Regions from separate parts of the Mus musculus genome. Here region 1 is linked to region 2. The links are chromatin loops, found by intact Hi-C in ENCODE. Cell type or tissue: gastrocnemius. All regions are shown on one strand. Each heading gives the region's core, and the rest is flanking DNA. Links, peaks and the distances in the headings are about the cores only. Region 1 overlaps Lrrc20 (leucine rich repeat containing 20). Region 2 overlaps Npffr1 (neuropeptide FF receptor 1).

The links. A loop is a pair of places that touch in the nucleus more often than their neighbours do. Peaks named below come from ENCODE experiments on the same cell type or tissue, not always from the same donor. Only the 100,000 strongest peaks of a DNase experiment are listed, where the experiment ranks them.
Region 1: it touches region 2 in a loop (5-fold over the local background); 30 of 42 quality-filtered maps call a loop at or near these places.

Annotation. Positions count from the first base shown.
Region 1 is chr10:61,486,302-61,492,917 of GRCm38, reverse strand. The region is part of intron 2 of Lrrc20 (leucine rich repeat containing 20); the gene reads right to left. Among named protein-coding and RNA genes, the nearest start is that of D830039M14Rik, 13 kb to the right of the region's middle. In gastrocnemius, for the core only: a CTCF peak has its summit at 3,025 (motif pointing right); no DNase peak of the experiment used is centred there; H3K27ac peaks cover 576 bases.
Region 2 is chr10:61,599,407-61,606,022 of GRCm38, reverse strand. The region is part of intron 1 of Npffr1 (neuropeptide FF receptor 1); the gene reads right to left. Among named protein-coding and RNA genes, the nearest start is that of Npffr1, 7.4 kb to the right of the region's middle. In gastrocnemius, for the core only: CTCF peaks have their summits at 3,049 (motif pointing right) and 3,546 (motif pointing left); DNase peaks (open chromatin) are centred at 3,074 and 3,485.

The sequences.
Region 1 (6,616 bases), core at 1,910-4,409, 110 kb after region 2:
GGTAGGTAGGGGAGTGGGGGGGGTATGGGGGACTTTTGGGATAGCATTGGAAATGTAAATGAGGAAAATACCTAATAAAAAATATTTTTAAAAAATTAAGTAGTTTCTGGGGCTGGAGAGATGGCTCAGCGGTTAAGAGCACTGACTGCTCTTCTGAAGGTCCTGAGTCCAATTCCCAGCAACCACATGGTAGCTTACAACCATCTGTTGTGATGAGGTCTGACGCCCTCTTCTGGGGTGTTGGGGTGTCTGAAGATAGCTACAGTGTATTTACATATAATAAATAAATAAATAAATAAATAAATCTTTAAAAGAAAAAAAAAAAAAGAAAGGAGTTTCTGCTGGGCGGAGTCTACTTGGGAGGCAGAGGAAGGAGAATCATCTCTGTGCAGTCCGAGGACAGCCTGGTCTACATAGGGAGTTCCAGGACAGCCTGGTCTACATAGTGGGATCATATCTCAAAATAAAAATAAAAATAATTATATTAAGTTTAAAAAGACGGAGGGAGGGAGGAGGAGAAGAGAGGGAGGGAAGGAAGCAAGCAACGAGTTTCCAGATCACGTGGTCCCTACAGGGGTCAGACAAGTACATATACAGGAAATGAGCTGGCCCAGGGAGGACTAAAACCCAGCAAGGGCCAGGCCGGCTGGTGACAGGGCGCCATCTGCTGGTAAGTGTAGGGAAAAGTAGCTAACAGCAGGTGAGCCTGGAAAAGGGAAGGGGAGGCCACGCCCCTTCTCTCCCTAACCTTCATCTCCCATCCTGAGGCTTGACCTCTCCCAACGCATGCTCACTTTGACCGCTTATACGCACCTGGAGGCTTCCGGGACAACCCACCTGTCCAGATCTCAGACACGCAAGGCAGCAGGGACTCTTGCACAAGCCTCTCATCCAGGTGCTGCTTGAGAGAACCTTGAACTTTCAGGGACATGGGGCCCATGAGCCCACGCATATTTGCCCAGCTCCCAGACAGTTCCAAGAGGAGGACCCGCAGAATTGGGTTTGGCTGGGGGGGGGGGGGTGCGGTAAATGATAAACTGGACTTCATCGAGATCACAAACATCTGTCTCTCAAAAGACACGGTTAGAAGGCTGAAAGACAAGTCAGAGCCCAGAAACTGAACTAGCAAAACACGTCTGGCCAGATATGATAGAGAACACATAGGACCCCAGCACTGAGGAGGCTGAGGCACCAGCAAGATGGCTCAGCAGATAAAGGCACTTGCCACCAAGCCTGATGAACTAAATTCACCCCTGGGGGAAGGAGAGAAGCTGATCTCTGACCTCGACATAATTACTCCGGCATACATGTGCCCCAACCAATAAATAAATAGAGAATAAATGTAACTTTTTTGGGGGGGATGTATCTTTCCATTTTATTTTTTTAATATTTTTTATTATTACGTATTTTCCTCAATTACATTTAGAATGCTATCCCAAAAGTCCCCCATACCCTCCCCCCTAAATGTAACTTTTAAAGAATGTATCTTTCTAGATCTGGGCAGGGTGGCACATGCCTTTAGTCCTAGCACTCAGAAGGCAGAAGCAAACAGATCTCATTGAGTTCCAGAATAGCGAGGGCTACGTAGACAGACACTACCGCAAGAGGGAAAAAAATCAAATATATCTGTATACAATACACACACACACATACCACTGACATATTTTCAAAACTTAGAGAAAACTCACTTATTTAAAATGGGTAACAGTGGAAGTTTGGAACACAGATTTCATCAGAGATGGACAGGTGGCGAAAAAGCACAAGAAAAGATTTTCAACATCATTTGTCATCAATACAGAACTGTAAATAAAGCAACAAGAGGTGTTGTCTCACCCCTGAACTGAAAACTACACTGAGTGCTAAAGAGATCTGACTTGAAAAGGGCCATTCCACAGTCAAACCACCTCACCCCTGCATAGTCAACCTCACTCACCCCTGCATAGTCAAACCTCACTCACCCCTGTGCTCACCCCTGCATAGTCAAACCTCAATCACCCCTGCATAGTCAACCTCACTCACCCCTGCATAGTCAAACCTCACTCACCCCTGTGCTCACCCCTGCATAGTCAAACCTCACTCACCCCTGCATAGTCAAACCTCACTCACCCCTGCATAGTCAAACCTCACTCACCCCTGCATACTCAAACCTCACTCACCCCTGTGCTCACCCCTGCAGTCAGACCTCACTCACCATGAGCAAGTCCAGCAACTGTTTAGGGCACTATCCCATAAAAACCTTCACATCAGCATCGATGGGCTCATTAATGATGTGGGAAACCTAGAAATCACCCACATGTCCTCCAGCCCAGATGGAGCTACATCCACACCACTAACCTTACACGGGAGAGAAAGAAGCTAGGTACAGATTCTCGCAAGCCAGGATGCATGTCACACAGGCTGCTGAGGAAAAGCAGCCCAGCTCTGCTAGGCGTGGGTTGGCCCTGCTTAGAGTCCCAGCCTTGGGTGAGACTTAAGCAGTAGGGTTGGTTGCAAGTTCAGGACCAGGCTAGACAGCCTGATGAAACTCTGTCACAAAACAAAAATTCAAAGTGCTAAGGAAGGGGGCTGGAGGGATGGCTCAGTGGCTAAGAGCCCTTGCTGGCCCTTGGCAATAGGCAAAGAAGCATCCTGATGGTCGTGGCGGTATTGTTCTTAGTCAGGGGCAGAGCAGGTGGCAGTCCTTTCTTCATGCTAGTTAAAGCCCGGCTTGGTGGCCAAAGCTGTTTTATGCCTAGGACTCATAAAAATCAAATCAAATCAAATCCAGGTAGTTGAGTGCCAGAGGAGGAAGACAGACAGGACCTGTGTTCTGCCATGCCACCAAGTTCTGCAGGGACACACACAGACCTGTTCTCTGCTCCATAGCACAAGCAGGACACAGACACACAGACCCCCACCTACTACGTCCATGCAGTGCAGCACAGGAGGAGGAAGACAGACAGACAAGACACCTGTGGTCTGCCATGCCACCCACAGACCTGCCCTCCAGAGTACTGCACAGGTGGGCCATAGACACAAGCTTGCCACAGGATGTCACCCAAGGGCCTGCCAGGCTGCAAAGGGAGCCAGTACATGTGTGAGGATGTGGCAGACAGGATGGGAGAGAAAGAGAAGTGGTGCAGTTTGAGCATTATGAAGAGAGAGTACTGGAGACTCAAGGGTAGAGGATTAGCCTGTTTTGAGCCCTGCCACCTGAGGCCATGGTGAGGTCCCAGCCTGAGCTGCTGATGAGTACCAGGTCTGGTCACTGGCCATGCTGCAGCAGGGGTTGGTGTCAATGCCCATGGCTTATATTACCACTAGAGAACAGAGACACTAGAGACATCTCTGGTTGGGGGCAGCTGCCAAGGGACCATGTGGATGTCCAGGGGCTCTGCAGAATAGGTTGCACTCCTCACTGGCTGCAGCGCTCTGGAGAGCCAGCCCCACCTTTTATCGGCTGCAGCTCTCAGGAGAGCAGTCCCTGCACCCAACTGGCCCTGGTGGCGGGGTTGTGGTTGAGCCAACCCCAAAAGTGTGAGTAAGAGAGAGAAAAAAAGCTGGTCCTGCCATAGCTTTACCATGAGGTAGCGTGGGGTCAAGGGGGGTGACGGTGCCCTCTCATCCTTCCCTCTCGCTACCCGAGGTAGTCGAGAGAGCTGGCTCAGCCCCTCACAATCTGCAGCACTTGGGAGACTGGGTCCTACGCCTTGACTGGACAGCACAGTGGAACAGGCTCTGGAGATGTGGTTGCCCATGAGCCAACCCCAAGGGTGTGAGAGCTACCCCACCTCCTGCCCATGGCAACATTGGGTGGGCTAGCCTGAGCAGTGTTAGGTGCTCACCCTGGTGGTATGAATAAGGGAGAGCCGGTGCTGATCAGCTCAGCTGCTACTTAGGCCCAGATGTTGGGCTCTGAGTTGGCCCCATCCTAAAATCTGTATCATCTTTGAATGGCTGGGATGCGTGCATGGGCCAATCCTGATCCAAAGCTTTGCGATCTCCATGACACAGGGCAACAGAATAACTGGAGGGAGACCAGGCAAGGATCCAATGATGATGGTGACACTGAACCCAGATATCTTAGATCAGACTAATGACTCATTACAATTGACATTTGCACATTTGCAAGTGAAAATGTGTGGACAGAGCAGGTACTGTGGGACACACTGTGACACACTACAGCGTCCATGGAGATGTTTACTATGCTTTGCTTTGCTTTGTTTGTCTGTGTGTTATTTATTTGGGGGGGGGGGTGCCGGGGAGGAAGGTTACAAGGGCAAAAGGCAAACCTGAAGGGACGGGGAGGTGAGCAGGACTGGACTGCCTGATGTGAAACTCAAAAAAAAAAAAAAAAAATCAATAAAAAGGTTTGTTTTTGTTTTTTTTTTTAAAGAGCACCTGCTGCTCTTTCAGAAAATAATTGTCTAAAACTCCAGCTCTAGAGGACCCAATGCTCTCTTCTGGCTTTTGAGGGCATCTGCATTTGTGTGCACACACAAGTACACATAATTAAAACTATAAGCCAAATATGGTGGTGCACTTTGGGAGGCAGAGACAGAAGGCAAGAGGATCTCTGAAAGTTCAAGGTGTCAGCCTGATTTATGGAGCAAGTTCCAGGCTAGTTAGGACTACATAGTGAGGGGCTGAAGAGATAGCTCAGTGGTTAAGAGCATAAATCTGGGCTGGTGAGATGGCTCAGCGGGTAAGAGCACTGACTGCTCTTCCGAAGGTCCTGAGTTCAAATCCTAGCAATCATATGGTGGTTCACAACCACCCGTAATGAGACTTGACGCCCTCTTCTGGTGCATCTGAAGACAGCAACAGTATACTTATTTATAATAAATAAATCTTTGGGCCTGAACGAGTGGCCAACAGAAGCAAATGGGTCAACTGGAGTGAGCAGTTCAATTCCCGACAACCACAGGAAGGCTCATAACCATCTGTACAGCTACAGTGTACTCACATACATTCAATAAATAAATAAATATTTTTTAAAAAGCATAAGTCTGTTCTTCCAGAGGTCCTGAGTTCAAGCCACAGCAACCAATTGATGGCTCACTAACATCTGTAATGCGATCTGGCACCCTTTTCTGGGATGCAGGTGTACACGCAGATAGAGCACTTGTACACAGAATTTTGTTTTATTTTGTTTTGTTTTTCGAGACAGGGTTTCTTTGTATAGCCCTGACTGTCCTGGAACTCACTTTGTAGACCAGGCTGGCCTCAAACTCAGAAATCCGCCTGCCTCTGCCTCCTGAGGGCTGGGATCAAAGGTGTGTGCCACCATGCCCGACCTCACAGAATTTTTAAAAAATAAAGATGATTTATTATTATTATTATTATTATTATTATTATTATTATTATTATTATATCTAAGTACACTGTAGCTGTCTTCAGATGCTCCAGAAGAGGGCGTCAGATTTCATTACGGATGGCTGGGAGCCACCATGTGGTTGCTGGTATTTGAACTCAGGACCTTCAGAAGAGCAGTCGGTGCTCTTAACCCCTGAGCCATCTCTCCAGCCCAGAATTTTTTTAAAAAAAGACTACATAGTGATTCCTTGCAAAGGAATGAAAGCAAAGGAAAAGGTGGGCTCATGGTGGTGTTTCTGAGACATAGGAGACAGGCTAGGGCAGACTCCAGCTACTCAGCTCTTGCCCCCTCACAGGGCGCAGGGTGTTTACCATGTGAGGCTCTGAAGCACACAGGGCTGGATGAGCTGTAGTTTGACCTCCACTCACCCGGATCAACAGCGAGTCACCCACACACTATGCCTAGCTCCAGGTCTGTAAAATCCCCACAGCGTGATGTGATGCATGCTTGGATTGCCGGTGTTTGAAGGGCTGAGGGAGGAAGGTCACCAGAAGCTCAGGGCCAGTGTGGGCCATCCAGTGAGGTCAGAGCTAGCCTAGGCTACAGAATGAGCTTGGGGGTCAGTGTGTTTGATGTCGTAAGTCTAGGTTACATGGTGACACCCTGGCACAAAATTTAAAAAATTAAAAAAAAAAAAAAGCAAAAAGCAGTCTCACAAAGGGAACAGACTGCCCTTTAAAAACACTCAAGTCTGTTTTGTCATCTTTACAACAGGATTTTAACATCACACAGTTCTCAAGGCAGTTAAATGAGTCAGGACTGGCAAAGTGCTCACACAAGTACATAGTGAACAGAGACTGGGGAGGCAGAACGGTGGGAGGGGCTGACACTGCTCTACCCTGGGGTGGGAGGACAGGTGCTCTGAGCCTAGCGAGGTACTGAGCTGAGGCCATGTCCCTGCAGAGAACTGGGTTTTTTTTAAGTATGTGACCTTCAGCAAAAGGATGTGCTAGTGGGGAAGCTAATGTGTGTGTGTGTGTGTGTGTGTGTGTGTGTGTGTGTGTGTGTGTGTGTACTTGCCCAGGAGTGTGCATGTAGAGGCCAAAGGACTATCTTGGAATGTCTACCTCAACCACTTTTCAACATTATTTTTATTTGGAGACAATATATCCCTGGCTAGTCTGAGCTGGCTCTGCAGACCAGGCTAGACACCAGCTCACAGAGATCTGCCTGCCTTGGCCTCCCTAGCGCTGAGATTAAAGGTGTGCATCACCAACCCTGGCAACCACCTTGCTTTTGCAGACTCAACTTGGACCTTCT
Region 2 (6,616 bases), core at 2,172-4,671:
TTGTCCCGGTAACACATAAAAGTTCCGCCCCAGATCCCTTCAATACAACCTTTAAGAGTTTATTGGTGAACCCCGACCTTGGAACCCCTGAAGAACACCACACTAGGGACTGCCAGTGGCACAGAGCACCATACGGGACAGATGCTAATAGCCACACGAAACAAAAAGTTCAAACTCATTGGCAATGTGAGAGATGCCCTTTAAAAAAAAAGAACTCAGGAGCCAGGCGTGATGGCACACGCCTTTAATCCCAGCACTCGGGAGGCAGAGGCAGGCAGATTTCTGAGTTCGAGGCCAACCTGGTCTACAAAGTGAGCTCCAGGACAGCCAGGGCTATACAGAGAAACCCTGTCTCGAAAAACCAAAACAAACAAACAAAAGAACTCAGTGTAACCTTTTCGTCAGATTGGCAGATTGTGGTGCTCCGGGAGTCTGGAATGCCAGGGAGTCTGGAGTGCGGCTGCGCACAGCAGGGGCGGCGCACCAGCCAGGGAGTCTTTAGACAGAGGCAAAACTGGCCAGCGCCTTACTGAGTGCCTGGTTCCCAGACCAGCCACTCTTCTTCAGGGGGTTTATCAAGATGTTTAAAAGGAGGTCTGATGGTGTGGGGGAAAATACTACCTCGGCTGTAATAATCATAAAACAGCATAAAAACGCACTCTTTATCTCTATTCCATATAAAATGTGCTTATGCAAATTGGCCATGATTTCTTATTTGAACGACAGTCTTCGTCCATGGGGTGTGTGTGTGTGTGTGTGTGTGTGTGTATTTCCTCAGGTGACTTTGCTGTTGTTTCTTTCATTCCAACTTTTGATTTTTCACTTTATGATCTCAGGGAAATGGCAACATGGAATAAAACCCCGACGTTGCCAGTGGCTTTTGGGCACACACCGCGATCGCCCCGATTTTAAGGAGATATTCCTTCTACCCGCTGTGGGTCAGGATCTGGAGGTGGCATTTGCGAACGCTCTCTTTTAAAGCTCCTCTGATGAGTTCCTTGTGATTTCAGAGCCACTGACTTGTGCTATCTTTCCTCTTGCATGCTAAGCTTTTGTGAGCTTTTTGGGATCACCAAAGCCTTTGATGTATTTTGATGCTTTTTCTTTTCAGAGGCTTTTAGGGGCTTTCCCTTGATCTGGCGTGAAATGCTTCCTGTCCAGAAGGAAATTATGACTCTTGAATGTGTTGGCTCCTCTCTCAACAGAGCACACACTTTCAGGGGCACAGTGAGCACAAGCGGGTGGGGAACACGCTGTATCCAGGAGGAGCCAGCCCTTGCCCCTGCATGAAGCATTGGAGCGACTGTCAGTCAGAAGTGTGCACCCATCCCTAGCCAAATGCCAGCCAGTGGGAGTTCTCTTGCTTTGGATCTGACTGTGGCTCCTAGTAACCCAGCTTTGCCGTCCACCCCAATGACTGCCCAACCCCCCTCCTATAAGTTTCCAATTGGCACCAGCGTTAGTTGGCACCAGCGTCTGCTGCTTGTATCCTCAGCATCTTGGCTAATACAAGGGGACTCAGGTGGGTCATCCTGAGCCTCTGGGGGGGGGGTGTTTTCAGAGTCCAAGTTCAGTACCCCAACGATAGGGGCAGGCAGAGAGAGCATAGTAAGGTTTTGTGGTCTCTCTCTCCAAACCCCACTGCCTCTCAACAGGTCATCCACTCTTCCATGGGGACAGCGCTATTCCAAAAAGGCAGGGGTACTGATTAAGGAGCTGAGAATGTGGCCTGGAAGCTGGTAGCCCCTGATGGTCATTCATCCATTGTAAAAGGAATGGGGGACAGCAACCTGGTTTGAAAAGGAGGCTTGGGGCTATAACTTACAGCTGACTAAACAATGCTAGATGCATTTACCGTGTCTGTGTCTGTGTGTGTGTGTGTGTGTGTGTGCAGACGCGCACGCTTGCTTCCAGAAGTCAGAAGTTCCATAGCTTGCAGGTGTCAGTTCTCTCTGTCGGTTTGGGGAAATCAAACTCAGGTCATTAGGCCTCGGAGCAAAGACTTTTACCAACTGAGCCACCTCACAGGCTATACTGGATAGACTTATATCAACCTGACCCAAGCTAAAGTTATCTGAAGAAAATGCCTCCAGATAATTAGATCCAGTTTTAAGGTAATTTGTTAATTAGTGATTGATAGCAGAGGGCTCAGCCCATTGTAAGTGGTTCCATCCCTGGGCCGGTGGTCCTGAGTTCTATTGAAAAAAGCAGGCTGAGCAAGCCACAGGAAGCAAGCCTGTAAGCAGCACCCTCCATGGCCTCTGCATCAGCTCCTGTTTTGTCACAGCAATAGGGACCCTAACTAAGTCACCAGCTCAGGGTTGCTTTTGTGAAGTTTGAAGTAGCCACGCTAGCCTTGAACTCCCTATGTGGTCAAGAATGACCTTGAATTTCTAATCCTGCTGCCTCCACCTGCCCAGTTTATGGGGCTGAGGCTGACCCAGGGCTTTAAGTATGCTAAGCAGGCTATCTTCTGATTGGATTACACCCCCAGGCTTGCTTCTTTTTGTTTTGTTTTTGTTTAAGACAGGGTCTCCCTGTGGAACTCTGGCTGGCCTGGAACTACCTGTGTAGATCAGGCAGGCCTCAAGCTCACAGAGAGATGTGCCTGCCTCTTGAACACTGGCATGGAAGTCATACTACATTGTGGCTTGCTTCCTGATGGCATTTGCTGCCTACCAGGAAGCACAGAGGGCCACAGTGATGGATGCTTCGCTTGGAATTGTTCCTGAGGAAGTGAGCCTGGACTAAGGCTACTCAGGAGAGCAGTGGGGGTGGGGGTGGGGTACAGGAATCCCACCACTGCTACAGACAGAGCCAAAGCCCACCTTCTCCAGCTCTCTCCATTGTAATCTGGGTTCCTTACTTCTGGCCTCTCTAATTCCTGTCCATTTGGTAAGTGGGAGCAGGTGAGCCTTCCAAAATCCTTGGAGCAGAAAAACCTGAGCAGCTAACTGGAGTACCAAATGGACCTCCCCACCCCCCTTAATTTTAAGCCTGTAACCATTTTGCCTGCCTGTGTATCTGTGCACCATTTCGGCGCCTGGTGCCTAAAGAGGCCAGAAGAGGGCGCCAGGCCACCAACTGTTGTTACAGAAGATAGTAAGCCGAACCGCCAGTGCTCTTAACCACAGAATCTCCGTTTTAACCCCAAACAAGCCTTTTAACCTCCTAAATGCTTATTGGACCAGGCAGGCCGGTTACAATTAGATCAGTGCCTGGAGTGATCAGGCCTCACCCCCCTTCAACTGACCAAACCCTGCCATCCTGGTGCAGGGAAACAAGGTAGGGATGGTTTAGCCACACCTGTCCCAAGCCCCGTCCCTAGCTACGGCAGATGTAACCGGGTATTGTAAATGACCGGTCCTATCTCTGCATTCCCTGGCCAGTCCCAATGCCTTCCAGTCCCAATGGCCTTAAATCATGCATGTCCCCATAGCAAAGCCGTAGATCATCCTAGAGCATCTGCCCCCTCTAGAGAAGTTATAATAGAAAAGGCTTCCCCTTAGTTCCCTGGACCCACAACTTCCCAGAGCCCAGTCGCCATCTAGTGGCTGAAATGAATAAGGAGCCTGCCCCATCTGAAATGGGCTTTGCAGAATTCATCTAGTAGCTCTCTCTTGCCTGCTGCTTTCTGACTAATAACACCAGGTGTGCTCCCCCACCCCACCCTCCGCTTATCTATCTATCTATCTATCTATCTATCTATCTATCTATCTATCTATCTATCTATTTATTTATCTATTTATTATAAGACTGGGTTTCTCTGTATAACCCTGGCTGTCCTGGAACTCACTCTGTAGGCCAGGCTGGCCTTGAACTCTGAAATTTGCCTGCCTCTGCCTCCCAAGTGCTGGGATTAAAGGCATGCGCCACCACTGCCTGGTACCTTGGCTCTGTAGACCAAGCTAGTTCTGTAGACCAGGCTGGCCTTGAACTCACAGAGATCTGCCTGCCTCTGATCCTGAGTGCTGGAATTAAAGGTGGGTGCCACCATCATCTGGAAAGACTTTCAGTCCTTACTTCTGGGAACTGAATTTCTCTTATCTCCCATATTAAGCATACTCCCTCAGTCCATTGAAAGGGACTCCACACTTTAGAGAAGTAGGTGGGTGGCTCAGTGGTTAGGCACACTCACGGCTCTTCATGAGGGTCTGGGTTTGGTTCCCAGCAACCACATGTTCATTCACAACCATCAGCAACTCCAATTCCAGGGAAGCTTCTGGCTTCCGAGGGCACCAGACACACACACATGGTGCACATACATGCAGGTTATTTATTTCTTTGTTTATTTTAAGGTAAGCCAAATCCGGGCAGACTTAAAGGGGACAGAGATTGCCATCTTCCATCTTACTGTAGGTCAGGCTGAGCATGCTCTTTAGTTTCCTGTCTAGGCTCTGTGGTGACTGCTGCCTCCAGGCCAGCCTGCTCCATCTCTCAGTACCACACTGCTCACCCTCTTCTGCTTCCTAGTGTAACTTCATATAGAAGGTTGTTTCCTGCCTCTGTACTGGATACATCTTAGGGGCGGCAGCCATGGCTTATCCAGTTTCAAATGCTACCACCATCTGATGCACAGCTAAAGCAGAGGTGGAGAGTGAAGGTTGGTACCTACTTCTTTTTTTTCTTCTTTTAAAGAGGCATTTTTTATTTATTGTGTATACGTAAACTGTAGCTGTCTTCAGACACACCAGAAGAGGGCATCAGATCTCATTACAGGTGGTTGTGAGCCACCATGTGGTTGCTGGGATTTGAACTCAGGACCTCTGGAAGAACAGTCAGTGCTCTTAACCTCTGAGCCATCTCTCCAGCCCTGGTACCTACTTCTAAAAGCAATGAATTTTCCTCTATGCACTGCTTTAGCTGCCCGGCATGGCACAGGCTGTTTTCTGTTCTTTTCAGGGTTATTGGCACTTTCCAACAGGGGGAGAGGTGGTCCCATACTACCTAGGCTGCCCTTGGTCTTCCTGCATCCACATCCTAAGTGCTGGGATTACAGATGTGCATCACCTTGCCAGTTACTGTATCTGATAGTATCAAACTACCTCTGACCAGGAAAGGAGAATTCTTCTCACCTCACCGGAAAACCAAAGCTCAAAGCTAAGGAAACTTGGTTTGAGAATACACGGTGGTACAGTGATTCTGCCCCCTACTTGACCTCAGGATTCATGGTCCATCAAGTAATCTGGGGACATGTTGTGAGTTTGAGCTTCTGCTCTGGCTCAGCTATTTCCCAGTTCCTTGTCTTCTTTGAAACCATTATGCCACCTGTAAAACCCATTAGGGCTCCTTGATTAAACCAGGAGAGGGCCTTGACTTCCAATGCCTATGCACGTTTGACATCGTGAATACCAGAAGGATCGTTTAAAATATCACCCGAAGGCAGGTGTGAAGGTGTTCAGCTGTAATCTCACTGCGGAGGTGAAGGCAGGAGGATCAGGAATTCAAGTGGGTTTCCATTACAGAGTGAGTTTTAGGCCAGCTTGGGCTACATGAAACCTTGTTTCCAAACAAACAATAGAAAACCGGCCTGAAGAAGGAAGACAAAACCCGCAGAGGCAGACCCAGAGCTACTCTGGACGCAGCTAAGGAACCGTTCTTCTGCAACACTTCCTAACACCGTGTCAGCACCCGGAGCTTCAGTGTCCCTGACCCAAGTGGGTCTCTTCTCTCTAGCTTCTTAGCAGCAGCTTCTTGAGGAAAGATTTCGGTGGAGCAGGAAGGATGGCGAAGCAGTGAGCTGCAGTGTGAGTTCCCGGCACCCACTTTGGGTTGTGGGGTGGGGGCCGGGGCTGCAGCTGCAGGGGATCTGACACCCTTTCTAGGCCTGGGGGAAGGTCTGCCCTCATCTGTAGATACACCCCCACTCCACCCCCACATATGTAATTAATTAATTAATTAATTTTTTGAGACAAGGTTTCTCTGTATAGCCTTACCTGTCCTGGAATTCTGTTTAAAAAAAAAAAAAAAAAAAAAGACAGCAGAGCGTGGTGGTGCATGCCTTTAGTCCCACCAAGGCAGAGGGTTCTACGTGAGTTCAAGGCCAGCCTGGTCTACAAAAGAACTTCCAGGACAGCCAGGGGCTACCCCCCCAAAAAAAAAACCAAAAAAACAAAACAAAAAAAAACTGTCTTAAAAAAATAGAGTCTTTGATAAACTTGTACCCTGGTTGGCTGAGGAAGTGACTCAGGACCTTTAGTCTGAGTCTCTGTGCCATTTGCATTTCAAAAGAAGTGCCGCACTCTTGACGCAGTTTCTGTTGCTAATGAGAGCAGAGACTGAACTTGCGTCTTTCATGTGTGCATCTTAGAAGAACGGGTAGACACTCACCATGTCCTACTGACCACACACTCGGTTTCTGGTTCCCTCACTCAGCACTGAACAGCTGCTCAGCCAGGACCCTGTAGGCTCTCAGAGCCCGGACCTTTCTTTCTGAGTTGTTTGCTTTGGAGCCAACACACCCGGCAGAAATACATACATTCATATTCATATTCATATTCTCTCTGTGTGTTTGTCTGTCTGTCTGTGTCTCTGCCTCTAAGTGAGTCTCTCTTTACCCTCCAGCAAGACATGTCTATTTTGTATGTGTGGTGTGAATGTGTCTGTGGAGGCTAGA